2 separate regions of the Homo sapiens genome follow, and region 2 is linked to region 1. The links are chromatin loops, found by intact Hi-C in ENCODE. Cell type or tissue: PC-3. All regions are shown on one strand. Links, peaks and the distances in the headings refer to the core of each region. The heading gives the core; the rest is flanking DNA.

Region 1 (16,290 bases), core at 5,165-13,164:
AGTCTTTCCTCAAATTCATTAAATTTAATGGTTGGTTTATTTAATCCTCACTGTTTTAGGAGATAGGTATTATTGTGTTCATGTTATAGTTGCTGAAAACCAAAACTCATACAAATTAAGTTTCTTTTCTAACTCTTAAGTAGTAGAACCACATGGCCTTTTTTAAAAATCAGGTAACAAATATTTATTAAATCTACTTTGTATTAGCATTGTGTGTCGTGTGCTAAGAATAATACCAATGAAAAATATACTGTGGTCCCACCGCTTAAAGAAGCTTATATTCTAGTTGAATGACATGAAGCAAAACATTGCAAAAGTGATGAATCTCACAAAATAGGAAACCCAGGATGTGAAGGGGCAGGTAATCTGGTTTGTGACATCTGTCCTGTGGTCAAGACATTTAAACTGAATTCTGAAGCATGAGTAGGAATTAACTAGGCAAAGAGTGGTCGTGGAAGATGATTTCTGGTAGAGGGAAGGGAATGTGCTGAGGCACTGAGATGACATTTTGCTATAGCAGTGTGCTACAACCAACTATCCACAACTCTAGTTTGAAACAATAAGCATTTATTCCTTCCACATGGGTCTGTGAGCCAGCTGCAACTGGTGGGGCTTGGCTGGACTCCAGGGTTCAGGTCTCCCTTGTGTGTTACTCATTCTGTGTTGACCAATAGCTTCCAGGAACATGTTTCTTACATAGCACATGACAGGAGCACAAGAGCCCAAATGGAATCACACAAGCACATTTAAGGCCTCTTAACATGTTCAGGAACACTTCATTGGCTAAAGGAGGCCACATGGCCCAGCCCAAAATCAGTGGGATGGGGAAAATATTTTACCCATAGCGGATGGTATTTTGGAAGAATGTAGATGAATGTGGATACATTATCTAATATAGGAAAGATGTGAAAAATTGTGAACAATGATTCAGTCAACCACATCTAGGTTTTTCAAGGAATCCATTGCCAATATGGCTAAAGAATAGTGAGCCAGGGAGTGACAGTACTAGTTGATTTTATAATTGTCTGTCCTGGAGAATTTCTTCTTCTTCTTCTTTTTTTTTTTTTTTTTGAGACTGAGTCTCACTCTGTCACCCAGGCTGGAGTGCAGTGGTACCATCTTGGCTCACTGCAACCTCTGCCTCCCAGGTTCAAGCGATTCTCCTGCCTCAGCCTCCCGAGTAGTTGGGATTACAGGCGTGCACCACCACACCCGGCTAATTTTTGTATTTTTAATAGAGATGGGGTTTCACCATGTTGGTCAGGCTGGTCTTGAACTTCTGACCTCGTGATCCACACGCCTCGGCCTCCCAAAGTGCTGAGATTACAGGCGTGAGCCACTGCACCCAGCCGGGAACTTCTTATTATAGAGAATATTTTATATATGTATAATTTATATATATAATATATATTTTATATATATATAAAATAAGCATTATACATATATAAGAAGCACAAAAATATGCTTACTTCAAAAATATATATATGTGCTTACTCAAAAAATATATATATATGCTAACTGCAAAAGCTAATAACTTATCGAACTTCTACTTGAACTTTATTCCCAAAGAGATGAACACACTGAAATAACATGATTAACCCACAAAGCTGATATAGTGTCCATTGACTTAAATGTTCCTCCTTAGTTATGTGCCAAGCATTGGGTCTCTGTGTAACAGTAGCACATTTAGAAACTTTGCCTCAGAGGCAATTAAACCAGCTAAACCAGATTTGAACCCCTGAGCAAACAGCATTAAATTTGGTTGCTGCTCATTCTCCTGGAATGAAGGTCAGCTATTTCATACGCAGTGAATAAGCCAAACCAATCATAAAACGTGAGGAAACATCTCATTTGGCTATTTTACCTCGTGAAATGTGATCTTCTATTTGGTCAGATCATTTTTGATAGTGTTAAAAGAATAGTTCAGTTTATTTTTACCCATTGCTCTACGGATACATTCATTTGCTTTGTAAGTCCTTAGGGCTAATGCCTGAATGAACAGGTGCGGGGACAGGAGTTGGCCAGATATAAACTTGCACAGTTCATGTGCTTAACAAGCACTGATTTTTTTTAACAAAAAGAAAATTCACTTAATACAGACAGCCAGTGCATTATTAGCTATCGTGGTATATTCTGCCACAGAAAACTATATTAGTTTCAATTGAGGTGATTTTTTTTTCTCTTACAGATAAAAGATTAAATAGAAATCACTGCCTCCATGATGCCTCTGTTCTGGAGCCTTTTTTTTTCTTCATCTATTAAAACCTCAATTTTATAATCTTCAGGATTTAAAATAGAATCTATTCGTTTTTCTGACAATACTTATTTCCCATAAAAATGAGATTTTTTTGTTAGCTAGCTCACAGTAAATTTTATTGCATGTGCCATTTCAAAGGAAATCAGAGGTTCTAATAAGTACAATGGATTTGGAACAGTTCCTTGCCCCTCATTTTTTCAGTTATGTAAGCCTCCTGCTTAGTTACATTATTGTATTTTATTACTCAGCTCACAAAGCTGCATTTAAGAAAGATTACAATTTTCTGGTTTCCTCTTCTGAGATACTTTGATTCATCTTCTTTGAATACAGCTTTATTTGTGTTTTCCTGCTGTTTAAGCCTGGGACCCTTTCACAAGTCAGCATACTTTGTATATTCCAAGTAACAGCACCATTAAGAGAGGACGATCCGTTACACATTCCCTAAGAGAAGATGCAAGAAATGGAAGGAAAAATACCTTGACTGTTAGAGACAGATGCACTCCCTAATTGCTTCCTGATGGTTACTTTTAAAGGAGCTATGGGAATCCACAGATGTGTGTCTGTTGAGGTGTCTGTCATTCAGTGAGTTTAAGAGGCATTGATTTCCATGAGTGAATCATGGGGCTTGATTACAGAGAACTGGTAGACCAAGCTCAGGTTTAATTCATGAGTTCTGTTCACAGGTCTGTCACTTCCCCTTGGGCTATTTTTGCACACCCAAGAAATGGATTTACTTAGTTTTTTCTTCTTATAAAAATGAGGTAACAATATTATCTTTACAGCAGCTTTTAAATGTTTAAATATGCCCAACCAAATAACATTTTTAGTTGTATTGCAATGTTAGTAAAATTAATGTGATGAATATTTCTTACCCAATTTCCCTCCCTCCCACAAAACTGACCTGTTTACCTAAACTGACCAAATTAACTGACTGTTTTGCCATGGTATAGACCCAAATTCTTAGTAGAATTACAACCCTAATTGATATGGTCATCTGGCTCTTACACCTTGAAAATGTTTAGACGTTTAATATCAGCTGATACAGTTTTCTTTAAAAATGATAGGATGATATCAGATCATCTTTTTCAGGATGGAATGAGATTTAAATGAAAATTCAGTGTTACTGAATTGAATCACGTAGTTTTATATATTTTGTTTATATATAAATCAGCTTGTTATAGTGAGAGAACTTGAAGCTTTAAAGACCTGAATATGAATTTTGATCCTTTCTAGTTTTTGATCCTCCAAAACCCAACCATATTGAATGTTAATTATAAAATGAGCCAATACCTGTTCTCCCTACTAATATGTGTTTATGAAACACAAATGGTGTAATGGGTATGGAAGTTATTTGAAAGTTGTAAAGGGTCACACAATGGGATTTAAAAGAAAATTTAGACACAACCTGCTTTCATTGTTACTGTTTAGCAACAGTTAACTGTTAATTGTTTTGTATATTGCCATTTCTGTGCTGCTGTTACACAGAGGCACAATGCTTGGCACATAACTAAGGAGGAACATTTAAGTCAATGGACACTTTATCAGCTTTGTGGGTTAATCATGTTATTTCAATATGTTCATCTCTTTGGGAATAAAGTTCAAGTAGAAGTTCGATAAGTTATTAGCTTTTGGAGTTAGCATATATATATATTTTTTTGAGTAAGCACATTTATATATTTTTTGAAGTAAGCGTATTTTTGTGCTTCTTATATATATATATAACGCTTACCCAGTTTCTGGGCAAGACAGGAAGATAAGAAAAAAGGAAAAGGAGAGAAAAAAGAAATAAAAGGTTGTATCAGCATATTTAATCAATAGACTAAATAGAATAAGAGACTTCAGCAGAGATGATGAATACCTGATCACTTTTAAACAATTGTTATTGTTTTTCTGTTTGTTTGTTTTGCTTTTTTTTTTTTTTTGAGACAGAGTTGCCTAGGCTGGAATGAAGTGGTGAGATCACAGCACACTGCAACCTTGAACTTTTGGGCTAAAGCAATCCTCCCACTTCAGCCTCCTGGATAGCTGGGACTACAGGTACCCACTACCATGCCTGGATAATTTTTAATTTTTTTTGTAGAAACAGGGTCTTACTATGTTACCCAGGCTGGCCTCAAACTCCTGGCCTCAAGTGATCCTCCAACCTCAGTCTTCCAAAGTGCTGGGATTACAGGCATCAGCCACTGTGCCTGGCCTAAGAATTATTATTCTTTATCAAAACCATCTCAAAAATATTTTTTAAAAAATAAGATATGATTCCCAAACTCTAAAGTATGTAGGAAATAACCTATCAAAGAACTTACCAAGAAAAATTTAAAACTCAGTTGTTGCTTTGAAGAGATCTGAATACATAGAAATATACACCACATCTTCGAAATATAAATATGTTAATTTCCCTCACAATTAACCTATACATTCAATGTAATTTCAGACAAAATTATTACAAGTCTTTTTTTTAGGACTTCAACATACTTACTCTAAAATTCATATGAAGGAATAAATGTTCATGATGCCTAAGTCATTTTGAAAAAGAAGAGCAAAGAGAAGGAACTCACCCTTCCATATAAAATCAGTATGGAACAAGAACATAGTAAAATACATCTAGGGAAAGAGCAAAGAGTGAGAGCCAGACCTGAGTCTACATAGGAACCTGCTTTGGGATAAACATGGCACCATCAATCAGTGGGGAAGGGATGGATTGCCTAAAACCTACTACTTGGTAGTGGAGAAACAGCTCATTCGTTCACTATCTCAAGCATATGCCAAAGAGGAATTCAGTGCAAAAGTAAAATTACAAAGCTAAAATATCAGAGGTGTTAAAGAAGGTACTCATTACACAAACCATAAGTTGAAATTATTGTTATTATTATCTTTTGAGATGGAGTCTCACTCTGTTGACCAGGCTGGAGTGCAGTGATGCCATCTCATCTCACTGCAGCCTTTGCCTTCTGGGTTCAAGCCATTCTCTTGCCTCAGCCTCCCCAGTAGCTGGGATTACAGACTTGTGCCACAATGGCCAGGTAATTTTGAATTTTTAGTAGAGACAGGGTTTCACCTTGTTGGCCAGACTAGTCTCAAACTCCTAACCTTAAATGATCTGCCCACCTCGGCTTCCCAAATTGTTGGGATTACAGGCATGAGCCACCATGCCTGGCCATAAGTTGAAAATTTGATAGAGTTGACTATATTTTAAAAATTAAAAATTCTGTAAAGGGTAGATACAACAAGCAAAGTTAACAAAAAGGTGACAGAGTGAGAAAAGATTTATAATATCTAAACCTATAAAGAATTAATATCTAGAACACACCAAGAAGACTCAAGGGATTTTTTTTTTTGTAAAATGGAGATAATAATAATTGTAGAAAGTGACATGCTCAGCACAGAGCCTGCAGTACAGTTAGCACATTGTTTGCTATTACTAGTTTATCTATTCTTATACTCTGTGACAAAACACATTTTGTGTGGAGCCATTATGTATGGACCCCAAATTTCTGGTTTCTGCATGGTCTTATGTTGCCAGCTTATGGAGTTACAGAGAAATGTATGTATGAATATCCGGTCAGTCTCAATATCCACAAACCCTGTTGACAAATGTCCCTAGATACTCCAGTGGTTAAAAGTGAGGAGAGTAACAGTGGCCATTCCTGTGACACAGAGGTGAAGAAAACACTGTGTTTGCCACTGTAGCTATAAAACCAACTACGATGACACCTGCCAGGTGACGTTGGGAGAAGAATATGTTTTGTGGCTTGAGGTGTGAATCTTGTGACTGTCATATTCCATCCTGCCTGAGGCTGTGCCCCAAGGGGGCTGTGCCCGGAGATGGAGAGGCTGGGCAAAGCTGCTTCCCAGGCCTTAGATCTTTGTCCAGGTGTTGCGCGTGGCTGTGGTAGGTGGGAGGGCTGAGCGGGCCAGCCACTTTTTGCTGGATTTACTGGGGACTCACTCCCATACCCAAGGGCAGATTGGCTATAGAGAGGTGGTTTGCTCACTGCCAACCAAACCTGCTCTCTGAAAGCAGAGCTTTGTCTTTTTCTGCTTTATGACCTCAGCTTTGGAGAAGGCTTTGGCTCCCCAAGTGTGGCCCAAAAACTTGGATGATGATGCACGGGGTAGAAGGCAACAAACGAGCTGCCCTTGGTGGCAGTGACCTGAGCTGGGTCCACTCCTTGGGCTTGGGTGATGAATACAAAAAGTCAGCCAAGACCATCCTGCTGATAGGGAAAGAAGGACTCATGATAACCCTGTACCAGGTACTGCCACACAGACTTTCTCCTTCAATCCTCTGCAAACTTGTGAAACTCTTATCTGTTTTACAGATACAAAAACTGCAGCTCAGAAAGGGCAAATGGTCTGTCCAAAGGTACCCAGTTTAGAAGTGACCCACTGGAATTTGAACCCTAGGTCTGTTGAACTCTGAAATTTATGATGTTTTGTTTTGTCTTGTTGTTTTTTTTTTTTTTTTTCCCACTTCACCACTCTTTATATCTGCAGAGTGCAGTAGGGAGTAGGTGGAGGTGGGATGAATACCATGATAGGCCCCCGTGAACCCAAATCTGTGGCTTGATGGACTCCAGGGAAGAATGTATAGCTAGTCCCATCCTTGTCTGATCTTGGCAGATGCTTCAGTGAGGTTATAGAAAGCTAATTCCACTTCCCAGTGCTCCATTTGAACATGTGCTCCTATGCTCAGCTGGTTTTAGGTGTGGCTTTGGTTTCTGAGCAGAAACTCTCTTTCCATGAAATAATGACATCCTTAAGGTGTTGTGCTTTGCTTGTCGTTCAGAGAAGACAGCACTTCCAGGAAATGCACTATACAATATGGATGGATCCCCTGTCCAGAGAGGAAACCAGGCGCACCCTTCACTACAGGAAAGAACTTGCTCCCTGACCTGCCAGCCAGGTGGAATTTCATTTCTTTGTGCTCTCGGGATCTGGTGCTTTGAAGAACTGGCTTCATTAGCCACTAACAGAGATGCACTTGTCAAAACATCAGCAACTGACTTTTTTGTGTGTGCTTAAGAGATCACAGATATTTTTGTACTGGTGCTATCAGAGGTTGGAAGGATTGCTATAGCTACATGTTCTTGCCCCTCTCTCTAAGGTCTATGGCAATGAGTAGCAATGATAATAATTATGATAGTGATAATAGCAAACCATTCACTATATGTTTTGTGCTGGGCACTGTAGTAAGTTCATTTTATGTTCAAAACAACCTTCTGAAGTATGTGTCATTTAGGATTCATTTGACTGCAAGTGGCAGAAACCCAATTTCAATGGTTTAACCAATGGAGGGATTTATTTTTCTCATGTAATAGGAAGTCCAGCTGTAAGCACTTCAGAGTGAGTATGCAGGCCCCATGGTGCCATCAAGAACCCAGTCTCTTTTGCTGGAGGCTTGCTTCCTCATGTATGCAGCATAGCTGTTCTATTTTGTGCTTCACAACTAATTTTTAGGCAGGAAGTATTTGAAAGAAGGGAGAAGCTAAGTAGCACAAACTGACAAGGTGAATGCAAGCTGGATGTGTGCCCTCTAACAGGCTTTCTCAGAAACTCCAGCTGGTACCTCCACTTGCAGCTCCTTGTCCAGAACTGTGTTGCATGACCACATCTAGCTGCAAGGAAGTTGGGTAATCCAAGAGCATTTAAGTGAGCCCCTTGTTAGTAAGAAAGAAAGGAGAACTAGCTATTGGTTCCATAACCAGTCATGCCTAGCTTAAGTAGTTAATGTTTGTTCAAAATTTACAGACAAAGAAAGTGAAATTGGAGAAGTTAAGTATTTACCAAAGGCTATCTAGCTAGGGAGTGATGGAGCCCAGATCCGAATCCAGGTATGTCTGACTCCAAAGCTACATTCCTAAATGCTGTTTAGAATTTGTTCCTGATGGTTGGTGGTGTTTGGGCTGTACAACGGAGGACTTAAGGGGGCTCTCTTATGGGACAGGAGGGAGAATTGACTTTTCAGCTTCTTGAGAATAGTGCTAAGATCATTGTATAAAAGATATGGAAGGCAGATTTTGGTACAAGGTAAGGAAGTGATTATTCACAATTAGTAATTAACTGGTCTATGGGCTGTGTAGCTAACTCTATGACCAGGAGCATTTACATAGCTCAGAGGAGATTCCTTAACTGACTGGGAGTTTGGGCCTATTGTAAGTTCAAGATTCTAGGTCCATGAAACAAAAGTGGCTGAGATAGAATCATCATGATGAAAAGAGGGCTTTTGGTTTCTGCATAGGTGCTTCCTGATTTGTCAGTTAGAGTGACCATATAATTAATTTATGGTCCAAACTGGGGCATTTTTTTAGAGTAAAAAAAAGATTTATTAGTAATTATGCTGGGACAACAGGCAAACACCAGAATCATCATGGACCGAGTGGAAGCCACAGCTACCCCAGCCATGGGCTCCTGATGGATAATGGAATGGGGAGACCTGGGCTTCATAGGAACTGACAGCTGGGTAAACATCCAGAAAAGACAGACACCCCCAAGGCAGACCTTCCCAGTTCCATAGGCTAAACCTCCCAAGAGGCCCTGTCTGTGATGGGCTTCGGTGACAGACGTTAAAATCTGATGGGCAGGGACAATGAGTGACTACTGAAAACGTATGTCTGACACAGCCCCTCAGGCCCTGAGTCTCCCTTAGTGTGACTCATTTTCAGAGACACTGAGCTTAGGTAACGCCATGTGTCTTACTGAGTCATGAACCCAGCCCATTCTAGGCTGGGAAGGCAACTGGATTTTACATCCCCTGATATCCTTCTCAGCTTTTAAAAACTGCTCTTCTGATTTGCTCCATGACCTTGGGCAAGTCACAACCACTCTGTGGTTTGGCTTCTCCTTTAGTGGAAATAAAATGGAAATAATAGTTATGCAAGAGGAAAAAATTGATTCAAGAGCTTCCAATGAAAGTTGCCGCATACAGCCAAGTGATATTATTATTTTCATGACAGTTATTAGCAGAGCTGCTTCTTGTCCCATCCCCTCTCATTAGGCCACAGGGCATGGAATAAACACAGGTTTGGCCAGTGACTGGTATTTGATGATGTTGGCACCAGAGATGAAGGGGAGGAATTTCTCTCTGGCTTGTGTTTCACTATTAACCTCCTTTTGCCTGGATCTCAATGCCTGCTAGTATGGAAACTGGAAATCTGTGAGAATCTCAGCTATTTGTCTCATAGCAGAGGCAGCCTATTCAGAAAACCATTTAATAATGATGCCATTACAATATTGTCTTTTTTCTTTCCTTAATTCCTTTATTCAATAAATATTGATTGGGCATGTCTGTGTGCCAGGTTCTGTTTCCCAAGGATAGAGCAAGAGGCATAATGACAGCATTAAGCTTTTCAATGTTTGTTGAATCAAGGAATTTATAAGATGTGAAGTTTGGAGAGCTGATCTCCTGCTGCAAACTTGCATCTCTCTCGTCTATCCTGATCCCTGAGAGATATTTCTAAAAGCAAAATTGCTCTTGTTACCCATTTCCTAAAGGAGCAAAACTGAATTTCTTTTTTTTCTGTATTATTATACTTTAAGTTCTAGGGTACACGTGCACAACATGCAGGTTTGTTACATATGCATATATGTGCCATGTTGGTGTGCTGCACCCATTAACTCGTCATTTACATTAGGTATATCTCCTAATGCTATCCCTCCCCACTTCCCCCACCCCAGAACAGGCCCCGGTGTGTGATGTCCCCCTTCCTGTGTCGAAGTGTTCTCATTGTTCATTTCCCACCTATGAGTGAGAACATGCGATGGCAAAACTGAATTTCTTAATATGGCACAGAAGAACCTTCAGGGTTGGCCTCTGATCACCGTTTTGTCTCTTCTCTCACTGAGCCCCTTTTTGGACTACAAGTTTCAGCTATTACGACTTCCCTACAGGTTCCTGAATATTCAGCTCTTTCATATCTCTAGGCCAGAGGGCGGCAGACATTTACTTGTAAACGGCCAGATAGTTAATATTTTTGGTTTCCTGGGTCATGTGGTCTCTGTTGCAACTACTCAATGCTGCTATTGTAGTGTGAAAGCAGCCATGGAAAAAATATAAATGCATGAGCATGGCTCTGCCCAAATAAAACTTTATTTACAAAAACAGGCAGCAGATGGGATTTGGTCCACAGGCTGTAGTTTGTTGATCTCTGCTTTAGGCTTTTGCTCATTCTGTGGTCTTTTACTTGTCTACGTTAAACTCCTTTCATCTGACCAACGCCCATTCAATTGTCACCTCAAGTCTGAGATCTTGCCACACTACCCTGGGTAGAACTGGTCACGCATACCACTGTGTTCTGTACACACCACCCTGACAAGTAACAGAAAATTAAAGCTGTGTTTTCTCCCATAACCATATTATAAGCTTTATTTATTCATTCATTCACACATGCATATATTCACAGATCCATTCATTTAACAACATTTAACAACCACCCACTATGGGGCAGAGCTGATGACTTTTTAGTCTTTGCACAACACCCAGTGAAAGTATAACACATAAAACTTGCTTAATACATGCTTGTGAAGAAAAGGAGATAGAACTCAATAAAAAAAAGTCCACTGCCAAAGATACATCTGCATCTTTGTTGTAAGTGCTCAGAGGTGGGAAGTTGTCTTTATTGATTATGAAGCCTCTCCACTGTGTGGAGGGGTTTGGTCAGTTAATTGTATTTGGAACTTTTCTTTTAAGGTTTCTGTCATCCGGCCTGGAATAGTTTGGTGGCTCCCACCTGTTGTCCATTCTTATCCCTTTTCCTAGAACTCAGGGTCCTGTTTTCTGGTGACATCTTATGGCAGTACTAAGAGTAGTAGCACCAACTTCTAAACTCCCATCGGGGCAGGTAACTGACTTACGTGAGTTTGAGGTTTACCAATATAGTGCAGTGTGTTTCTTGTTTTTACTGTTATTTTTAAGTAGGAGATCTGTTTTTTCCATTGCTCCCTGAGAAAATAGGGCTATCTGAGCTAAAGAGCTTAACCAGCTCGCAGCATGGGGATAGTGAAATAGCTTCCTTGCAGACTCTGAATCTTTTGTTTGTTTGTTTTTAATGTCCAGTCTCTGGCTCTTTTAGAGCAATTTAAAGGTAAATGTAAATATGAAGCTTCTTGATTACTCATATTACAGAAATGATTTCATGGTTTTATGAGCCAAAAAATATTTTAAGTAGGGCTTAAATCATTTTCTTAAATTTACAACCCATTCTAAATGTAAACAGAATTATATTTAATTGGTTGTCACCAATGGAACCAAAATGACTTCATTTGGTTTCAACCTGGTCAGATATAGATTTTCAATGGTTACCAGGAAGGAAATGTGTTTATAATCAGAGGCAGAGAAAAGGAAATGGTTATAGCTGGTTACAAAACAAGCATAAAACCTCCACACTGTTTCTCATGTTACAAGAGCAAATAGGAAAGAAGCCACAAATGGGGATGGTAGCACAGAGTGTGTGTTGGGTAAACACTAGAGAAACGGGAGAATGTTCTGGGTCTCTGCTTTTTTCATTATAGAAAGGCAGCAAGGGAAGCCGCTGAACAGAGTACAAGGCTGTCTGCTTACTAACTCACCCTCACAGGTAATAGAAAATCAAATTCAAGTTCCATTGTGCCCAGGGGCTCTTCACTGATACATCAGTAATGTGCCTGCCCTGACACTTTAAGACTGGTTACTCTTATGAGGAAACTAAGGCAAGAAGAAACTAAGGCAGAGGAGGTGGGGAGTGGAGCAGGGTCACAAACTGACCTTTGGTTACAAAAGAAAAACAAGACAGTGTTACTAACTGACCAGGGCCATGAAAGGTAGTAAACACAGCCAGGGCAAAGTAGAGAGCGTGCAAGCTAACCCCATTGCGACAAATACTCACACAATTTGGTGATACGAAATTTCTAGCAAGTTCCTCATTGAGTAAGCTGTTGTCACAAGTATATTTTGAATGGGTTCATAACAATGTGTATGTGCTTTAGGTGGGCAAGACAGGGGCAAATGAGTTTCATGAATAAATGTGCTACTTGCTTGCCTGAGGTATTAAACTTTAAAATAAAATGCTATCTTCACTCTGTTTCTGGCACGAACAAATACTTTACTTTTGGCAGTTCTCATCAAAAGTTAAGTGTCACCATTTGGCAATGTCTATCAGAATGAAAACTCACATATCCTCTGATTCTGTAATTCCACTTTAAGGAATTGATTCTGTAGTCCTAGTCATACATATGTGCAAAAGTATGTTTGTGGAAGTAAAAAACTGAAAACCACCATTATGTCTATTCAGAAGAGGCTGGGTAAATTATGGGACACTCATATTATGAAATATAGTGCAGCTGTACAGATTTGCAGCAAACTTCACAATATCTGTTAAGTTTCACTGAAGAATGTTAGAGTATATGTAAGGAAGGGGAGGGGAATACACACACACAATACACACACACACACACACACACACACACGCGCACACACACACACACACACACACACTAGGGCAGGGGGCCCCAATCCCCAGGCAGCAGACTGGTACTGGTCCATGGCCTATTAAGAACCAGGCCGTACAGCAGAAGGTAATAGGTAAGCGAATGAGCTCTGCCTCCTGTCAGATTAGCGGGCATTAGATTCTTATGGGAGTGTGAACCCTGTTGGGAACTGCCCATGTGAGGGGTCCAGGTTGTGCACTCCTTATGAGAATCTAATTAATGCCTGATGATCTGAGGTGGAACAGTTTCATCCCAAAACTGCCCTCCACCCATGCTGGTCCGTGGAAAAATGGTGTTCCACGAAACTGGTCCCTGGTGACAAAAACGTTGGTGACTGCTGCATTAGGGGACTTCAAAAAGTTTATGGAAAAAATTAAAAGATAAAAATAAAAATATAAAATTATTTCTCAACATAAGCTCCATCAAGTTCAAGACACTTTTGTAAGCAGTGATGGCCATTTAGTGCATCCCTAAAGAACTGAGGGTCCTGGGAATTTAACCATATCAATGTAATCTTTTTTACCTTATTAACTGAAGAAAAATGGGTATTCTTTAAATATTTCTTAAGATTAGAAAACAAAAAGTCAGAAGGAGTCAAATCAGGATTGTACGTTGGATGTCTAAGGATTTCCCACTGAAACTCACAAAATCGTCCTCGTTTGATGAGACGAATGAACAGGAGTATTGTCACGGTGGAGAAGGACTCTCCGGTGAAGCTTTCCTTGGATTTTTTCTGCTAAAGTTTTGGCTTTCTCAAAACACCCTCATAAGAAGCAGATGTTATCATTCTTTGGCCTTCCAGAAAGTCAACAGCAAAATGCTTTGAGAATCTTCAAAAATTGTTACCATGACCTTTGCTCTTGACCAGTCTGCTTTTTCTTTGACTGAACCCTTTCCACCTCCTGGTAGCCATTGCTCTGATTGGGCTTCATCTTCAGGATCATACTGGTAATGCCGTGTTTCATCTCCTATTACAATCCTTAAATGAAATGCTTCAGGATCTCGATCCCACTTCTTTAAAAATTCCATTGAAAGCTCTGCTCTTGTCTGCAGCTGATCTGAGTGCAGTGGTTTTGTTACCTATCCAGTGAAAAGTTTGTTCAACTTTAATTTGTCATTCAGAATTGTGTAAGCTGAACCAATTGAGATGTCTATGGTGTTGGCTATAATTAGACTTATGCTTATTATGTTTATAATTAGGTTTATGTTCCTAACTGTCAGTCCTCTTTAATTGGGGCACAAACAATATTATTATTATTATTATTTTGAGACAGGGTCTTGTTCTGTTGCCCAGGTTGGAGAGCAGTAGCACAATAGTGGTTCTCTGCAGGCTGACCTCTGAGGCTCAGGTGATCCTCCCACCTCAGCCTCCCAAGTAACTGGGACTACGGGCCTGTGCCACCACACTCGGCTAATTTTTAAATTTTTTGTAGAGATGGGGGTCTCACTATGTTGCCCAGGTTGGTTTCAAACTCCTGGGCTCAAGTGATCCTCGCACCTTGGCCTCCCAAAGTGTTGGGATTATACGCATGAGCCAACAATACTAACTTTTTCCTCCAAAATGTATGCGAATGGTCTGCTGCTGTGGGCTTCATCTTAAACATCGTCTCATCTCTTCTTAAAAGGAATTAGCCATGTGTAAACTGTTGATTTCTTTGGGGCAGTGTCCCCACACACTTTTTGTACAGTTTCAATGATTTCACTGTTCTTCCATGCAAACTTCACCCTAGATTTGAAGTTTGTTCTTGCTTCAATTTTAGCAGAATTCATGTTGCTCTGACAGAGGCGCTTTTCAAACTGAAGTCTTATCCTTCTTACTGCCTCAACTAGATTCTGTTCAGACATGTTATAACAGGTTAGTATGAGTTTATTTTGGTGCAAGAAAAATGAAAATCCATGCATAGTTTTTTCATAATATGCATTTTCCATAAACTTTTTAAAGACCTCTTTTGTGTGTATGCACTTATATATACACAGAGTATTTCTAGGAGGATACCCCAGAAATTTAACACTGGATGTTTCTATGAAAAAGATTGGGAGACTGGGTTCCAGAGGTCGATGGAAGTTTACTTTCCACTCCATATTGTTTTGCCCTGTTTGAAATTTTTATCAGCCAGGTGCATAAATCATTTTTCAAAAAGAATTTTAATGGAAATGTCATTCTTCCCAATTAATTAGGGTTTTGCTGGTGATGGTATCAGTGCCCAATGAAATCGACTGAAATATATGGTTTGAAAAAAAATGGGTGCCCTTTAAAGATGGACTAAGATTCATGGGCTGAAAGTGGTTTAAAACATTTTGAAAGAAGGCATCTTTCAGCTATGCGTATATTTGGGAAAAGTATTTCGGTAACTAATGAATAATAGAGAACATTGATTTGGGCTGCTATTTTTATGCTAACAATTTGGAGTCCCAGAGAACTGTGTAGAAAGCCCAGCGCTTCTCCCCAGCAAGTGGTGGCTAAAGCCCTTTTATGTTGAAGGGTCACCCTGACTTAAAGCCTAAGAAATCATTAATTGAAAGCTTTCAGCTTCTCTTGTATATTCCAACTTCATAGCTCTAAAAAAGTCACCAGTGCCACTTCTCTCTTTGCCTGTGGATGGCAGAAGAATGCATGGAAGGATAAACACTCGCTGATTTATTTACATTAAATAATACCCTGCTCATTCCCAGGAGCCAGCAAGGTTGGTGGCCTTTAGAAATCACTGACATGGACCGGGTGCGGTGGCTCACACCTGTAATCCCAGCACTTTGGGAGGCCCAGGCGGGTGGATCACGAGGTCAGGAGTTCGAGACCAGCCTGGTCAACATGGTGAAACCCTGTCTCTACTGAAACTACAAAAATTAGCTGGGCATGGTGGCAATGCTTGTAATCCCAGCTACTGAGGAGGCTGAGGCAGGAGAGTTGCTTGAACTCAGGAGGCATAGGTTGCAGTGAGCCAAGATTGTGCCATTGCGCTCCATCCTGGGTGACAGAGCAAGACTCCGTCCCAAAAATAAATAAATAAATTAATTAATTAAATAAAAATCAGTCACATGACAACAACCTAGCAACTTCCTTCTAAAGTTGGACTCATGTGCAGAAAAATGAAAGTACAGAAGAGTGGCCAACACACATTCTTTTTTGAGACCTGCGGCTGAATCAACATTTGGTGTTTTGGGGGAAAGTAAATGACAGCACCCCTTTCATTTAACGTTTTTATTAGCCAGTGTTATCTCTTGTAATGTGGAGTTTATTGTTAATTAACCCATCGTTTATCTATGGCTTCTTTCTTCTCAAACAGACTGTAAGCTCCTTCAGTGCTGGAGCAGTGTCATTCATCCATTTGTTCATTTACGGATCAAATATTTAATGCATAACTACCACATGCATGATGCTTTGCTAAGCCCTTGGGGAGGCAAAGATGAAGACATATTCCTTGCTTTCAAGGTATTCAGTCTTTTAGTCTCTTCTAGTCTCATGGTCTAATAGATAGCCTTATTCAGATTTGTGTCTCCCAAGGTTATGGACAGAGAGGGCTCAAGCAGATGCTTAGTAAATGCTGGTTGGTTGTGAAATTCTCAGACCGTGA
Region 2 (16,290 bases), core at 4,764-12,763, 120 kb before region 1:
TCCCATTCAATAATATTGGCATCTATGTCAAAAATAATTTGGCTGTATATGAGAGGGTTTATTTTTGGGCTCTCCATTCTATTCCTTTGGTGTATATGTCTGTCTTTATGCCAGTATTATGCTATTTTGGTTACTGTAGCTTTGTAGTATGTTTTGAAATCAGGAAGTATGAGTCCTTCAGCTTTTTTTTTTTCTCAAAATTATTTTGGCTATTCAGAGTCCCTTCAGATTCCATATGAATTTTAGAATGGAACTTTCTATTTCTGCAAAAACCTCACAAGGATTTTGATATGGATTGCAGTGAATTTGTAGATCACTTTGGGTAGCATTGACATATTAACAATATTAAGTCTTCCAGTCCACGAATATAAGAATATAATATATGCTTTCATTTACTTATGTCTTTTTTTTTGAGACGGAGTCTCACTCTGTTGCCCAGGCTGGAGTGCAGTGGCACCATCTTGGCTCACTGCAACCTCCGTCTCCTGGGTTCAAGTGATCCTCCTGCGTCAGCCTCTCAAGTAGCTGGGATTACTGGCCCCCGCCACCACACCCGGCTAATTTTTGTATTTTTAGTAGAGACAGGGTTTCACCATGTTGGTCAGGCTGGTCTCGGTCTCCTGACCTCAGGCGACCCGCCTGTCTCAGCCTCCCAAAGTGCAGGGATTACAGGCATGAGCCACCGCACCTGGCCTTACTTATGTCTTCTTTACTTTTTTTCATTAATGTTTTGTAGTTTTCATTGTACATGTCTTTCACCTTCTTGGTTAAGTTCATTCCCAGGTTTACTTTTTTTTTTTATGCTATTGTAAATGAAATTGTTTTGTAATTTTCTTTTCAGATTAATTGTTAGTGTACAGAAATGCAACTGGTTTCTATGTGTTGACTTTTTTGTGTGTGTGTGTGTTGACTTTTTAACCTGCCACTTTGCTGAATTAATTTATCAGCTCCAACAGGGTTTTTTTTTTTTTTTTTGGTGTGGAATCTTTTTAAGTTTTTTACACGTAAGATCATATTATCTGCAAACAGAAATAATTTATACCTCTTCCTTTCCAACTTGGAAGTCTTTTATTTCTTTTTCTTGCCTAATTGCTCTGGTTAGAACCCCTAGTACTAGGTTGAATAGAAGTGGAGAGAATGGGCATTTTGTTTTTGTTTTTGTTTTTGAGATTTAGTCTCACTCTGTTACCCAGGCTAGAGTGTAGTAGTGTGATCTTGGCTCACTGCAACCTCTGCCTCCCAGATTCAAGTGATTCTTCTGCCTCAGCCTCCAGAGTAGCTGGGATTACAGGTGCATGCTATCACACCTGGCTAATTTTTGTATTTTTAGTAGAGATGGGGGTTTCACCATTTTGGCCAGGCTGGTCTTGAACTTCTGACCTCAGGTGATCCACCTGACTTGGCCTCCCAAAGTTCTGGGATTACAGGCGTGAGCCACCGCACCAGGCCGAGAATGGGCATTTTTGTTTTTTTCCTCATCTTAGGGAAAAGCTTTTTGACTTTCAGCATTGAGTATGATGTCTGCTGTAGATTTTTCATATGTGGCTTTTATTATGCGGAGGTAGCTTTTTTCTGTTTTTGGTTTGTTGAGGTTTTTATCATGAAAAGGTGGTGAATTTTGTCAAATGCTTTTTCTGCATCCATTGAGATGATCATGTAGTTCTTTAACCCTTTCATTCTGTTAATGGGATGTATTACATTGATTGATTTTCTCTCTTTTTTTGAGAGACAGGGTCTCACTCTGTTGCCCAGATTGGAGTGAAGTGGCACAGTCATAGCTCACTACAGGCTCAACATCCCAGGCTTAAGTGATCTTTCCACCTCAGTCTACCGACCAGCTGGGACTACAGCTGTGTGCTACCATGCCCAGCTTTTTTTGTTGTTGTTTATTTATTTATTTATTTTTTTGAGACAGAATCTTGCTTTGTTGCCCAGGCTGGAAGTGCAGTGCCATGATCTTGGCTCACTGCAACCTCTGCCTCCCGGGTTCAAGCAATTGTTCTGCCTCAGCCTCCTGAGTCTGGGATTACAGGCACCCATGACCACACCTGGCTAATTTTTTTTTTTTTTTAGATGGAGTTTCACTCTTGTTGCCCAGGCTAGAGTGCATGGCACTATCTTGGCTCACTGCAACCTCCATCTCCCAGATTTAAGCGATTCTCCTGCCTCAGCCTCCGAAATAGCAGGGATTACAAGTGCCCGCCACCATGGGTGGCTAATTTTTTGTGTTTTTAGTAGGGATGGGGTTTCGCCACATTGGCCAGGCTGGTCTCAAACTCCCGATCTCAGGTGATCCACCTACCTCAGCCTCCCAAAGTGCTGGGATTACAGGTGTGAGCCACTGTGCCCGTCCACACCTGGCTAATTTTTTTTCAGTATTTTTAGTAGAGGTGGGTTTCACCATGTTGGCCAGGCTGATTTCAAACTCCTGACTTCAAGTGATCTGCCTCCCTTGGCCTCCCAAAGTGCTGGGATTACAGGCATGAGCCACCAAGCCCGGCCATGCCCGGCTAATTTTTTAACTTATGTAGAGATAGGGTCTTGTTATGTTGCCCAGGCTGAACGCCAGAGCTCAAGTGATTCTCCTGCCTTAGTGTCCCAAAGTTTTGGGATTACAGGCATGAACCACTGTGCTCGGCCAATTCATTTTCATATGTTGAACTGTCCCTGCATTCCAGGAATAAATCCTACTTGCTCATAGTGTATAATCCTTCTACTATGCTGCTAAATTCAGTTTGCTAATATTTTGCTGAGGGTTTTTGCACACATGTTCATAAAGGATATCGATTTGTAGTCTTCTAGTGTTTTTGGCTTTGGTATTAGGGTAATGCTAGTCTCATAGAATGATTTAGGAAGTGTTTCCTCCTCTTTAATTTTTAAAGAAAAGTTTGAGAAGGATTGGTATTAGTTGTTTAAATGTTTGGTAGAATTTACTAGTGAAGCCAACAGGTCCAGGACCTTTCTTTGTTGGGAGATGTTTGATTACTGATTCAGTCTCCTTACTAGTTATCAGTCTATTCATATTTTCTGTCTCCTCATGATTTAGTTTTAGTGGGTTTTGTGTTTCTCATAATCTTTCCATTTTATCCAGGTTACCCTATTTGTTGACATACAATTGTTCACAGTACTCTCTTGCAATCGTTTTTATTTCCATAGAGTTGGTAGTAATTTTCCCATTTTCATTTTTGATTTTAGTAATTTGAGTCTTTTCTCTTTTTTTAGTCCATTTAGTTAAAGGTTTGTCAATTTTGTCCATCTTTTCAAAGAGACAACTTTTGGTTTTATTAATTTTCCCTTTTGTTTTCCTATTTTCTATTTCATTAATCTCTGTTCTAATCTTTGTTATTCTCTTCCTTCTGCTAGCATTAGGTTTTGTTTGTTTTTTTTTTTCTAGTTTCTTATTTGTAAAGTTAGGTTGTTGATTTGAGAACTTTCTTATTCCTAAATTTAAACATTTATAGCTATAGTTTTTCCTTTTAGCACTGCTTTTGCTATGTCCTGTAAGTTTTAGTTGGTTGTGTTTTTGTTTTTGTTCTTCTGTAGTTTCAAATTTTTGTTGCAATTTTTTCTTTCATCTATTTGGTTTTTCATTGTTTTTACTGTATTTATTTTTATTTTATATATATATTTTAAAAATAGAGGTGGAGTCTAACTATGTTGTCCAGGCTGGTCTTGAACTCCTGGGGTCAAGCGATTCACTTACCTTGGCCTCCCAAAGTGCTGGGATTATAGGCTTGAGCCACTGCACCTGGTCTTTTGATTATTGATGCATTGTTTAATTTCCACAAACTTGGGAATTTTCCAGTTTTACTTCTGTTATTGATTTCTAACTTCATCCTATTGTGCTTAGAGAAGATGCTTTATATAATATCTATCTTTTTTTTTTTTTTTTGAGATGAAGTTTCGCTCTTGTTGCCCAGGCTGGAGTGCAATGGCATGATCTCGGCTGACTGCAACCTCTATCTCCTGGGTTCAAGCGATTCTCCTGCCTCAGCCTCCTGAGTAGCTTGGATTACAGGCATTCACCACCACGCCTGGCTAATTTTGTATTTTTAGTGGAGATGGGGTTTCTCCATGTTGGTCAGGCTGGTCTTGAACTCCCAACCTCAGGTGATCCACCCACCTTGGCATCCCAAGGTGCTGGGATTACAGGCATGAGCCACTGTGCCAGGCCTATAATATCTATCTTTTAAAATGTATTGAGACTTAATTTGTGGCCTAACGTATAGTCTATTCTGGAAAATGTCTCATGTGCTTCAGAAGAATGTATATGCTGTTGTGTAGAGTGTTCTGTATATGTCCGTTAGCTCTAGTTGGTTTATTATGTTGTTTAAGTCCTCTCTCTCCTTACTTATCTTCTGTGTGGTTGTTCTATCTGTCATTATTATTATTATTGAGACAGGGTCTTGCTCTGTTTCATAGGCTGGAGTGCAGTGGCACGATCACAGCTCACTACTACCTTGACCTCCTGGGCTCAAGCAATCCTCCCACCTCAGCCTCCTGAGTAGCTGGACTATAGGCATGTACCATCATGCCCAGGTAATTTTTTTTTTTTTTTTTTTGGTAGAGACAGAGTGTCAATATGTTTCCTAGGCTGGTCTCAAACTCCTGGGCTTAAGCAGTCCCCCCACCTTGGCCTCCCAGAGTGCTGGAATTACAGTTGTGAGCCACTGTGCCTGGCCATGTTACTAAAACTTTCTGAATCTCAGATTTTTATCTATAAAATGAGAATGTCCACAGATATAGGACTGTTGTAAAGATGAAATTAAATAAAATATTTGTAGCAGGTAAGATGGTTTTGGCTATAAGAAACAGAAAACTCCATTCAAAATTTACTTCAATGTGAAAATTCACTATCCCACATATTAAGAAGTCCCAAGGAAGACCAATTCCAGTCTTGGTTAGTCCAGTGGCTCAAAAATATTATCAGGAATCCAGAATCTTCTTTCTTCTCTGCCATGTTTGGTGTGACGAATTTTGTCCTTAGCCAAGCCAGCTGCTCTCATGATCACAAAATGGCTGCTGTAATTCCAGACATCACATGTAGATGCAAAAAAAGAGTGTGCTTTTTCTCATCTCTCTCTCTTTCCATGAGGGCCATTGGCATTCATCTACACTCTCAGATGTCTCTACTAACATAGGCTTCATCAGAGGCATCACATAGCTCTTTTCAAGAGCATAAACCCTTTCCTTTTGGAATCTCATCTTCTGCTCCCACCTCCCAGCCATGTTATACAGTCATGTCTAATTAATCACTGGCAAGAGGACTAGATCCGCCCTGCAGACCTTAAACCAATCGGGTTTTACTGCTGGGGAAACTTGGGAGACAGTCCCCCTTTCGTGACACTTGTGGGGAAATGTGAATGCTACTAGTTCAACACTGGACACATTGTACCACAGAAGGAGGGGAGATCTGTTGGGTAGGCACTTACAAAAATATCCTGTGATCCTTTTGTAGTTCATAAGCATGATAATTGGGTTTTCATGCTCATGTGTGAGCTGTACCTCCCTTAAACCTCGTTATGATGTTGACACATTACCTGTCTGACAAGGACTTTCAAAAAAACTCTAAAAAAGAAAAAAAAAAGAATAAAATAAAATAAATAAATAAGAGTAAAATAAAATAAGAATAAAGTAAAATAAAAATTTAAACATCCTGTAGATTATGTGCCAAGTGCCCTGCATAGAGCCTGGCAGCTGTGTGGGCTCCAATCTCTTCCATTCATTTGTATGAATGAGGAGAGGTGGCCCATTTTGATTAGTTAAGTTTCCAATTATGGGTTGTTTTTAAAAAGATATATTGTGATGCCTTCGTGAAACTCAAAAACTCAATGAAAAAAGAGTAAGTCTGGAAACCCTGTAAACCAGGTCCCAGGCCAGTTTTTTCAAGAGGGTTGTATAAGCGTTTTATTTTTTATTTGTTTATTTTTTAAAGACAGGGTCTCACTATGGGGTCTCACTATGTTGCCTAGGTTGGTCTTGAACTCCTGGGCTGAAGCAATTCTCTTGCCTCAGTCTCCCAAGTAGCTGGGACAACAGGTGTGCACCACTGCACCCAATGGTTTTGTAAGCCTTGACTCCATAAAACAACTTTAGTTACTTAAAAGGACTTGGTGATATACGAGTAAATAAACATAGTTTTCAAATATGACATTCCAGGCAAGTTCTTGGTTGTATAACCAATGTTTTCAATGAAATCCCAGTAAAATTAAGTCCCAGATATGTCCTTATTGCATCTACGGAAATAACTATATTGGTATGAAAAGAAGAATGTTCATTAAGAGTTTCCAGATTCTGGAGGGGTTAGGCTGGAAGAATATGATATCATTTATAAATGTTTCATTTCCATTTACAAAAACAGAGTCTACTAAATTGTTATGGGTTATAGATAAAAGAAAAAAGAAAGGGCTTCTGTATATTAAAACATCAATAATCTCACAGCTGCAGATGCTGTGAAGAAGAATAAAAATAATTTTGTAAAAAGAAAAAGAAAAAAAATCAGTAATACTCCCCCCGCCCACCATAAACTACAATCATTCCTCATCAGTTCATTTAGCCCTATGTAATTAATTCTTGTTTCACTGGATCTTGGGTTAGCATTTTCATGACTCCATTTGTTTCTTGCCTAGAGTTCTGGAAATCCTTACTCAGTTTGCTGGTATGGTCTCAAAATTGTTTAAGTGATGCCATCAGCAGCACATACCCCAAAATACCCAACATAGTCCTTTTCCACGGGTCTCTGAGACAGTCCTTTGTTGAAGAGGAAACATTTTCAAGGAAGCGTCAGAGTAAAACAAAAAAACTACCTCTAGATGACAAAAGGCTTAAAATACTGTGCTTAATGTATTACTGATAATTTTCAAAAGCAAAAGTTCTGATAAGAATTTATTCCAATAAAAATGCAACCGATAAGAAAATTTGGTTGCTTCTGTGGCATGCCAAAAAGAAAATAAAGTCGATTCAAAAAAATTTTAGATAAAATAGTTAAAAACATAATGATTAGCCCTTTTTCAAAGAAGACAGGCCAGGTGCAGTGGCTCACGCTTGTAATTCCAGCACTTTGAGAGGCTGAGGCGGGTGGATCACCTGAGGTCAGGAGTTCGAGACCAGCCTGGCCAACATGGTGAAATCCTGTCTCCACTAAAAACACAAAAAATTAGCTGGGCGTGGTGGCGGGAGCCTGTAATCCCAGCTACTCGGGAGGCTGAGGCAGGAGAACCTCTTGAACCCAGGAGGCGGAGGTTGCAGTGAGCCAAGATCGCGCCATTGGACACTAGCCTGGGCGACAAGAGCAAAACTCCCTCTAAAAAACAAACAAACAAACAAAAAAACCAAAAAAACTTACAATGATTAGCTCTATTTTTAAAGAAGACAGGCCAGGCTGGGTGGCTCATACTTGTAATCCCAGCACTTTGGGAGGCCGAGGCTGGCAGATCACCTGAGGTCAGTAGTTTGAGACCAGTCTGGCCAACATGGTGAAATCCTGTCTCTACTAAAAATACAAAAAAATTAGCCAGGCGTAGTGGCACACGCCTGTAATCCCAGCTACTCAGGAGGCTAAGGCAGGAGAATTGCTTGAACCTGGAAGGCGGAGGTTCGAATGAGCCAAGATTGCAACTGCATTCCAGCCTGGGCGACAGATGGAGATTCTGTCTCAAAACAACAACAACAACAAAAGAAGACAGTGAACGTTATATCTAATTTATAAAAATGGATGAACATAATCTTTCCAGAGAAAAAAATCTTGAGATATAACGTAATAATGCTGAAACATAATATAACATGAATTTGCTAAGTAAGAATATAACAAAAATATATCAAGAATATCAAGTAAAGAGAGTTCGTGGTCCTCAGTAATTCTTAGACATCTGTTTGTTAGTAAAATTATGTAAGTGATGTCAATCCCCAGTTGAAAACCACTGCCCTAGAAGATACTAGATTCAAATTAAATAAGTAAAGCTGTGATCAAGTTAACACTTAGAAAGCAACTGAAATTGGGCCAGGCACAGTGGCTCTCATCTGTAATTCCAGCACTTTGGGAGGCTGAGGCAGGATGATCACTTGAACCCAGGAGTTTGAGACCAGCATGGATGACAGAGTGAGACCCCATTTCTATTAAAAAAAAAAACAAAACAAAACTGAAATCATGAGTGATAACACTGTAGTGTCATTGTCTAATATGGCAAAGCAGCACTAGGGCCCTAATAAGAAGAAATGTGTCATGGACGGCGAGGACACTGCAAAGCTCTGGAAAATGCCCATATAGCGTACAGTTTCTGAAATATACTAACAACATGCAACATATACCAATTTAACCTAGGAAAGGCTGAGCATCTCTTCTGATTTCACAAGCCTTTCATGTGGTTCATCAATAGTAATCCAGCAAGTAAACCTAATTATTTCTAACACCTCTCTTTTCAAAAGGCTAAAAAATAAGTCTTTGTGATTTTCCAGGGGCCCCCTAGGAAATCTCAAAATAGCTTTAGTAGCAAAAAAAATCCTGAAAGCTTCATTTTATTTTATATTTAGAATTCCATTTTAGGGAGGCAAAAACCAGACACTGTCAGGCAATTTGAACACTATGACAGGAATCGGATCTAGGTGTCTAAAAAACTATTTGGGAGCTGGGTACAGTGGCTCACACCTGTAATTTCGCACTTTGGGAGGCTGAGGCTGGTGGATCACCTGAGGTCAGGAGTTCGAGACCAGCCTGGCCAACATGGGGGTGAAACCCCGTCTCTACTAAAAATACAAAAATTAGCCAGGCATGGTGGCATATGCCTGTGATTCTAGCTACTGGGGAGGCTGAGGCAGAAAAATTGCTTGAACTGGGGAGGTGGAGGTTGCAGTAAGCCGAGATTGTGCCACTGCACTCCAGCCTGGGCAACAAAGCGAGACTTCGTCTCAAAACAAACAAACAAACAAAAAACAAACCCAAAACAAAACAAAAACTGAAACAAAACTCTTTGGCTCCTCATTTCTAAGTGACAATAAAGTATTTAAAAAGTAAACATAGAAGGTAACATGACTGTAAGGAGGCTTAGATCTTTCCTAACTGAGAAACTTTTGTTTTCTTAAATAGTCAAGGACATAATAATAAATTCAGCATAAACCATTGAAGGCTATTCCAGTAAAACACAGAATCTTTGCTGTCTACGCCGATTACATAAGAAAAACAAAAAGCCCTTCATCTTGTAGATGAAGGCAATAAACAGTAACCAAGGGAACAAGTCTGTCAAAATTGAGCAAAATTTGACAGCTTTCGTAGCCTTTCAGACTCATTGTTTGCACAAGCCATAACCCGAGGCAAACAAAATTGTGAGAATGAGTCAATGAAACACAAATTTATATTTTCTGTAATCTTAAGTATTAAGTAGAAGTAATGGTAGCTTGTTCAATCAAGAAACCTGTGTTAAGAAGTACATGCCCAAGTAGAATTAAAATACTAGCAGGTATTATATTTAATGCTGATAAATCAGAATTTATCTAACTAATCTGATTATCAGCTAATCTGTAGCTGTTTTTATTAAACCAAAATTATTTAACTAGTCTTGGTTGCTGAAGACTTACCTAAATTATGTGAACTTGCAATCTTAAAACATTTCCATGTTACTTTCTATAAAAATTACATTGAAAATATTAGAAGTTCGATTTCCTTATTTTCTAGCAATTCTAGAAACAATCAATACAAACACTTATTTATCTCTATAAGCTAATCAGAATAGAGCTCCTTTAATTTCAGGGATTTTCTAACCCAATTTATTAATACCAACAAGAGGTGAAAATTATTATGTGATGGGGGGAGGGGGGAGGGATAGCATTAGGAGATATACCTAATGCTAAATGACAAGTTAATGGGTGCAGCACACCAGCGTGGCACATGTATACATATGTAACTAACCTGCACATTGTGCACATGTACCCTAAAACTTAAAGTATAATAATAATAAAATAATAAATAAATAAATAAATAAATAAATAAAAAAGAAAATTGTTATGTGAGATTTAAATGCCTTTCTGAATTGCAGAAACATAAGCGTGGAAACAGACAGAGGGAGCTTATAGTTTTAATTCTAGATTTTCAGTCATGAGTCAAAGTAAACATACATTTATAAAACTCACCAGTCAAAGAGCTTTTTTCCTAGTAGGTATCGAAGGGGACCAGAATATGTCACCCCAAAATATGCTACTTTAGCATAAGGATTATTTTGAGCTGAAGATAATTGAAAAATAGCAGATGCAGGAAAAAACTCCCTTCTGTTTAAAAGCAGGGCATACACATCCCTTTTTTGTAAAGTTGTCTCCCTCTTCTATATGAGGAAGAGAACTACTAGGGACAATTCTTATCACTGGAGACTCATCTGTATAACAAACCATACTAAACAACCTTACTTACCATACATTTCCTAATTTCTTACTCACCTTCCCATGATCATTTTACAGCCCCCACCCTCCAAGAAACCAAAAAGCACCCTCTTTCCTTGGTCTAATCTCTTCTCCACACCTTATCTTTCTTGTTAAGATGGTAGATAAGCTCCAAATTCTGGCGGGGTGGTGGTCTATGCCTGTAATCCCAGCACTTTGGGAGGCCAAGGTGGGCAGATCACCTGAGGTCAGGAGTTCAAGACCAGACTGGCCAACATGGTGAAACCCCATCTCTACTAAAAATACAAAAAAAATTAGCCGGGCATGGTGGCGGGCGCCTGAAATCCCAGCTACTCGGGAGGCTGAGGCAGGAGAATCACTTGAACCTGGGAGGTGGAGGTTGCAGTAAGCCGAGATTGCACCACTACACTCCAGCCTGGGCAACACAGCAAGACTCTGTCTCAAAAAAAAAAAAAAAAGGAAAAGAAAAAAAAGCAAATTCTAACCATGTCCTCAAGCTCCATTTGTTTGTGAACTCCTATGTGTGCAAATATACTTAATTAAATTTGTTTTTCTCTTGTTAATCTGTCTTTTGTCAGATTGTTTAATTTGCAGGGTCCCAGCCATTGAACTTAGAGGAGAGGAGGAAATTTTTTTCCTCCCTTGCAGTTTAAACTCTTAATAATTTGCATTCAAAATATAAAGGTGAACACGCAGAAAAGACTAACAAACCAGATTCTCTGTTATCTCTCACCCAGCAGAAACAAGTTCTATGTAAACTATTAATTCATTTGCAGAGATCCTCCGATGATCTCATCATAAAACCAAATTCCAGCTGGGCACTGTGGCTCACACCTGTAATCCCAGCATTTTGCGAGGCCAAGACGGGCAGATCACAAGGTCAGGAGTTTGAGACAGCCTGGCCAACATAGTGAAACCCCGTCTCTACTAAAAATACAAAAAGTTAGCTGAGTGTGGTGATGCGTGCCTGTAATCCCAGTTACTCAGGAGGCAAAGGCAGGAGAATCACTTGAACCCAGGAGGCAGAGGTTGCAGTGAGCCCAGATCAAGCTATTGAGCTCCGCCCAGGCAACAGCGTGAGACTTTGACTCAAAAAAAAAAAAAAAAAAAAAAAAAGCAACCAAATTCTCAACCAAAAAGGCAAACAAACTAAATTCCCTGGAGCCTTTCACCCAACAGAGACTAGATCTCTATGCGACATTTACAAAGATCATAAATGGTCAGACCCTAAAACTAATTCTCAATGGGGAATAATTTACTGGCTATAAACAAACCAAAACCAAAATTAGTAAGGGCAAAATAAAATTAGAAAAACAGAGTCAGCAAAGTTCTATTGTTCACTTCATGTTACTTGACCTCATGAATCAGGAAAATATATTTCTGTGCTTCAACTGCCCATGTGGTGCACTTTTCTGTGGATGAAGTCTACCTGGCTCTGGTCAGCAAATCCACAGGACATCTTGGTGAATCCTCTGAAACTGTTAAAAGATAACGTTCAGAAAAAGGTATTAGGTTGGTGCAAAGTAATTGCGGTTTGGATCACTACTTTTAATGGCAAAAATCACAATAGCTTTTTCCCCAACCTAATGAAATCATGACTCTTCTATAGATACAAAAATGAACATGTGCTAAAAAATTTATTTTGCTTATATGATACTAGGGAATAAGAAACATGTTATAACTGGTTTATTTGTCTGCTTGGGATGCCACAGCAAGGTATGACAAACTGGGTGGCTTAAACAACGGAAATTTGTTCTCTCACAGTTGTCGAGGCTGGAAGTTCCAAATCAAGGTGTTGGTAGGGTTGGTTCCTTCTGGGGGCTTTGAGGGGAATCTATTCTGTGTATCTCTCCCAGTTTCTGGTGGTTTTGGTGGCAATCCTCTGTGTTCCTTAGCTGGGAGACATATCATCCTATCTCTCACTTCCTCTTCACTTGGCATTCTTTTGTGTATGCATGAAGAGGAAGGTAATTTGTCTCTGTGTCTAAATCACCTTTTATTTTTCTTAAGGACACAGTCATATTATATCAGGGCCCACTCTCATGGCCTCATCTTGATCGTCTGCAAAGACCCTATTTCCAAATAAGCTCACATTCCCAGGTACTGGGGGTTGGGACATATCTTCAATATTTTTGGGGGAAGGGGACACAATTCAACCCATAGCAACTGGCTCAAAGGAAAAGTCAAAACAGCACAGGTTTTTTTTTTTTTTTTACAAGTAAAGGAATGCTGAGATGAATTGCAAATGGAGGCAAAACTGTTTTATCCATGAGTGAAGGATAGGGCCAGGGGGAGTCAATTAAATCACTACCAGATAGGACAGAAGTTATATATCTATCAGTTACCTACAACTTACGAAGATTTACAAAGTAGCTCAAAGACAATAAACATGGCTACAATCTCATAACCCAGAAGGGTATGCATAAGTGATGCATTGTTTTTTATTAAAGCATATTTTTTTCTATGCAACTATTAATCCGTTTATTTTTTTTCCATGGATTAAGTGGTCCGAAAATCTGCTCTGCATTAAGTGGTCCTGAAGTCTCACGTGTGTGATTCACTTTCTTGGAAAACTTATCGCTGGTCCAATTTCTAGCCTTGCTTCCTGTAACACTGGGAGGGAGGTTTGGCCGTATTTTCCTCACTGGGGTTGTTGGATGCTTGAGGACAGCAGTTCCCTCTAACAAGGCGTTGCAGATGCTCTCTGTTTATTCCCTGCTTGGTCTCCTCAGACAGGTAGGAAACTAGGCTTAGAGAAATAAAGGAGAAGGCCAGGTGTGGTGACTCAGGCCTGTAATCCCAACACTTTGGGAGGCTGAGGCAGGTGGATCTCCTGAGGTTAGGAGTTCAAGACCAGACAGGCCAAAATGGTGAAACACTGTCTCTACTAAAAATACAAAAATTAGCTGGGCCTGATGGCAGGTGCCTGTAATCCCAGCTACTCAAGAGGCTGAGGTGGGAGAATCACTTGAACCTGGGAGGTAGAGGCTGCAGTGAACCAAGATGGTACCATTGCACTCCAGCCTGGGTGACAGAGTGAGACCCCAACTCAAAACAAATAAAGGAGAATCACTAAGGGCTACCAGATTCATTATTACAGCTACAGGAGCTGCAACTCCAGGATGCAGTGAGCCCTTTTCAGCACTATTTATTTATTTATTTGGTTAACACTTTCTTTTATTATTGCTTTGTGTTTCTCAGAAGAATAGAGGCCTGGTGAGGGGAGGTAGCAGAGTCTTCTTGTTGAGAAATCTATGCCCAGCACCCAGATGGCCAGGAAGGGGCCAGCGGCTCTGGGCTGCTACCCTGCACCCAGAGCTTCCCAGGTGCTCTTTGGATCTCACTTGGGTCAGCACTTTATTTACAACTCTCAGTCCTCATACCTCAGCCTCCAAAATGCACATGGTATATCATTTTATGTCATTTGCTGGGCCTGTTGAAATTCTTCTCACAGCTATGTGGGCAGGAGGGAAAAGGGTTGATACAGAAAGAGGTATGCAAAGTGCCTATATCTTTAAAAAATAAAACACACTTTGGGAGGCCGAGGCGGGTGGATCACTTGAGGTCAGGAGTTGGAGATCAGCCTGACCAACATGGTGAAAGCCTGTCTCTACTAAAAATACAAAAATAGCTGGGTGTGGTGGTGGGCACCTATAATCCCAGTTACTTGGGAGGCTGAGGCAGGAGAATTGCTTGAACCCGGGAGGTGGAGGTTGCAGTCAGCCAAGATCACGCCACTGCACTCTAGCCTGGGTGATAGAGTGAGACTCTGTCTCAAAAATAAAATAAAATAAAATAAAATAAAAAATAAAGCACAAGCATGAATTTCATAAGAAAGAGTTTTAGGGACTTATAGATTCAGAGCCTCAGTAAGGAAATGTCTTTCTCCTTGATAAAAATAACTTTGGGAAAGATAAATTTAGGAATTCTCTTCCCCATGATTCAGATTCCTGACATTCTTTGGTATTTTCACTATATAGTTGCCTTTTCTTTTTCTGTATTACTTTTTTCCAGAAAGAGAAAATCTTACTGGGGAATGCCATGCCAAGCCTGAGAATGTTGAATATCCTAGGCCAAGCTCAGTAAGGTCAAAGAGCTTTCCAGCAGGAAATTCTTCTGTCTGTAATAACTGAGGCCAGTTTCATGGGATGAGGCTGGCAATCTGCAGGGAGACCAGGAGGGTCCTTTTGGCTTTTTATTTTTTCGTCCAGCTCTCTGGTTTACTCCCCCTTATTTAAGCTTTTAGCAGCTTCCCAGGCACCACTCTGCCTGGAAGTTTTCCAGGTGGATGTCCTACCCTAAATTCTCTTTTGTCATGGGCCTCTTCAGGCAGAACCCATGCTGTAATGCCTGGGCGGTCCTTGCTGTTTTCTTTCCTGTCTCTGGGTGAACTCATCTCACATGTTCCAAGAGAAAATACAAGAGAGATAGGACTCTTTCCATTTGTAAATTCCAGGCCTGCTTTCTCTCAGGCTTTTCAACTTCTTTTGAGACTTGGTGTGTGTGGTTTTGCCCAAGCAATGCATCACCTGGAACCCATGCACTTGTGTCTCTCAGGAGCTCCACACTCTTTCTCTGTCTTTGCCAGTTCCCCTCACCTGGCCCTTCTTTTTAACTTTCTCCCATTAAGTGCTGATTGTATGACCTGCACTTCGGTAAGCTCTTTAATGCATTATTTTTATGTCATCTTCCAAGCAATTCTATGGGATAGGGACAATGATTCCCAGTTCGCAGTTGAGAAAACAAGGTTTAGGGCAGTTAAATGACCTCCCCATGGTCACATGGCTAAGCTGAAGAGTCAGGATTTGAATCCAGGCCTAAGTGACTGAAAAGCTGGTATGGTTTACTGCTTGTTTATGTGCCATGGGGGAGAAACATCTGTTATGAGACTCTAGGAACAAAATACTGAATTAATATACAGTCATGTGTTGCTTAACAATGGGGATATGTTCTGAGAAGTGCATAATTGTGTGAACATCATAGAATATACTTACATAAACCTAGATGCTGCAGCCCACTACACACCCAGACCACATGGTATAGCCTATTGTTCTCAGACTATAAACCTGTACAGCATGTTGCTGTACTGAATACTGTAGGCAACTGTAACATAGTGGAAAGTGTTTGTGTAGTCAAACATATTTAAACATAGAAAAAGTACAATAAAAATACAGTATTATAATCTTATGGTACCTCTGTGGTGTGTGCAGTCTGTCATTGACTGAAAGGTTGTTATGTAGTGCATGACTATATTTTGTCAGCTGTGAAACTTTTAAGGATGCTCAAGCTGATGAAGCTGGTTTAGGATGGAGGACTCAGCTTATGGAAAAAAATGCCGGCATTCTCATAATATGATGTTTACCTCTTTTCTTTGAATTGCTCCTTTTCATAGATTTCTCTCAAAGGCTGAGACCATCTTGATTAGTCTTGCTGAATGCAAAAGCTTACGTGATTTCCTGGAGATCAGACTTTTAATAAATTCTGGTAGGGCTGGTCTTGGGATAAATTTAGAAAAATATGAGGTTTGATCTTTGAGGCACACATCTCTCATTTTTGTAACTCTTTTTCTCTTTAAAATAAACCCACCTACCCAAATTCCCATACTAATCTCAGGGACTTGTGGCCATGACTTCTGCTATTAGGGAGAGAATTTATCAGATAAAACCATTCACTTGACTTAATGAGTCATTCTTCTGAGCATAAAGGAACACTTCAAGAGACTGATTTGAGTAATAATAAAACTCCAGTCTCCTGCACAGCTGGCTCTGTGTAAACTACTTTTTCTCTATTGCAATTCCCCTGTGTTAATAAATTGGCTCTGTCTAGGCAGTGGGCAAGGTGAACCCATTGGGCAGTTACAAATTTGGGGGCTTGTCCAGGATAGCCCTTGTGGCTAGCTGCCCA

What was found. Peaks named below come from ENCODE experiments on the same cell type or tissue, not always from the same donor. Only the 100,000 strongest peaks of a DNase experiment are listed, where the experiment ranks them.
Region 2: a loop joins it to region 1, with 2.8 times the contacts of the local background. A loop is called at or near these places in 1 of 110 quality-filtered maps.

Annotation. Positions count from the first base shown.
Region 1 is chr12:93,130,846-93,147,135 of GRCh38, reverse strand. All of the region lies in intron 3 of LOC643339 (a long non-coding RNA gene), which reads left to right. Among named protein-coding and RNA genes, the nearest start is that of LINC02412, 35 kb to the left of the region's middle. RefSeq lists a silencer at 5,043-5,203 and an enhancer at 11,676-11,745. In PC-3, for the core only: no CTCF peak of the experiment used is centred there; DNase peaks (open chromatin) are centred at 8,945 and 11,665; H3K4me3 peaks cover 2,069 bases; H3K27ac peaks cover 3,408 bases.
Region 2 is chr12:93,254,889-93,271,178 of GRCh38, reverse strand. All of the region lies in intron 2 of LOC643339 (a long non-coding RNA gene), which reads left to right. LOC124903102 (small nucleolar RNA U13) reads left to right here and starts at 5,447; the gene lies at 5,447-5,550. It overlaps LOC124900325 (small nucleolar RNA SNORD74), which reads right to left and starts at 5,162; the gene lies at 5,083-5,162. RefSeq lists a silencer at 10,200-10,400. In PC-3, for the core only: no CTCF peak of the experiment used is centred there; no DNase peak of the experiment used is centred there.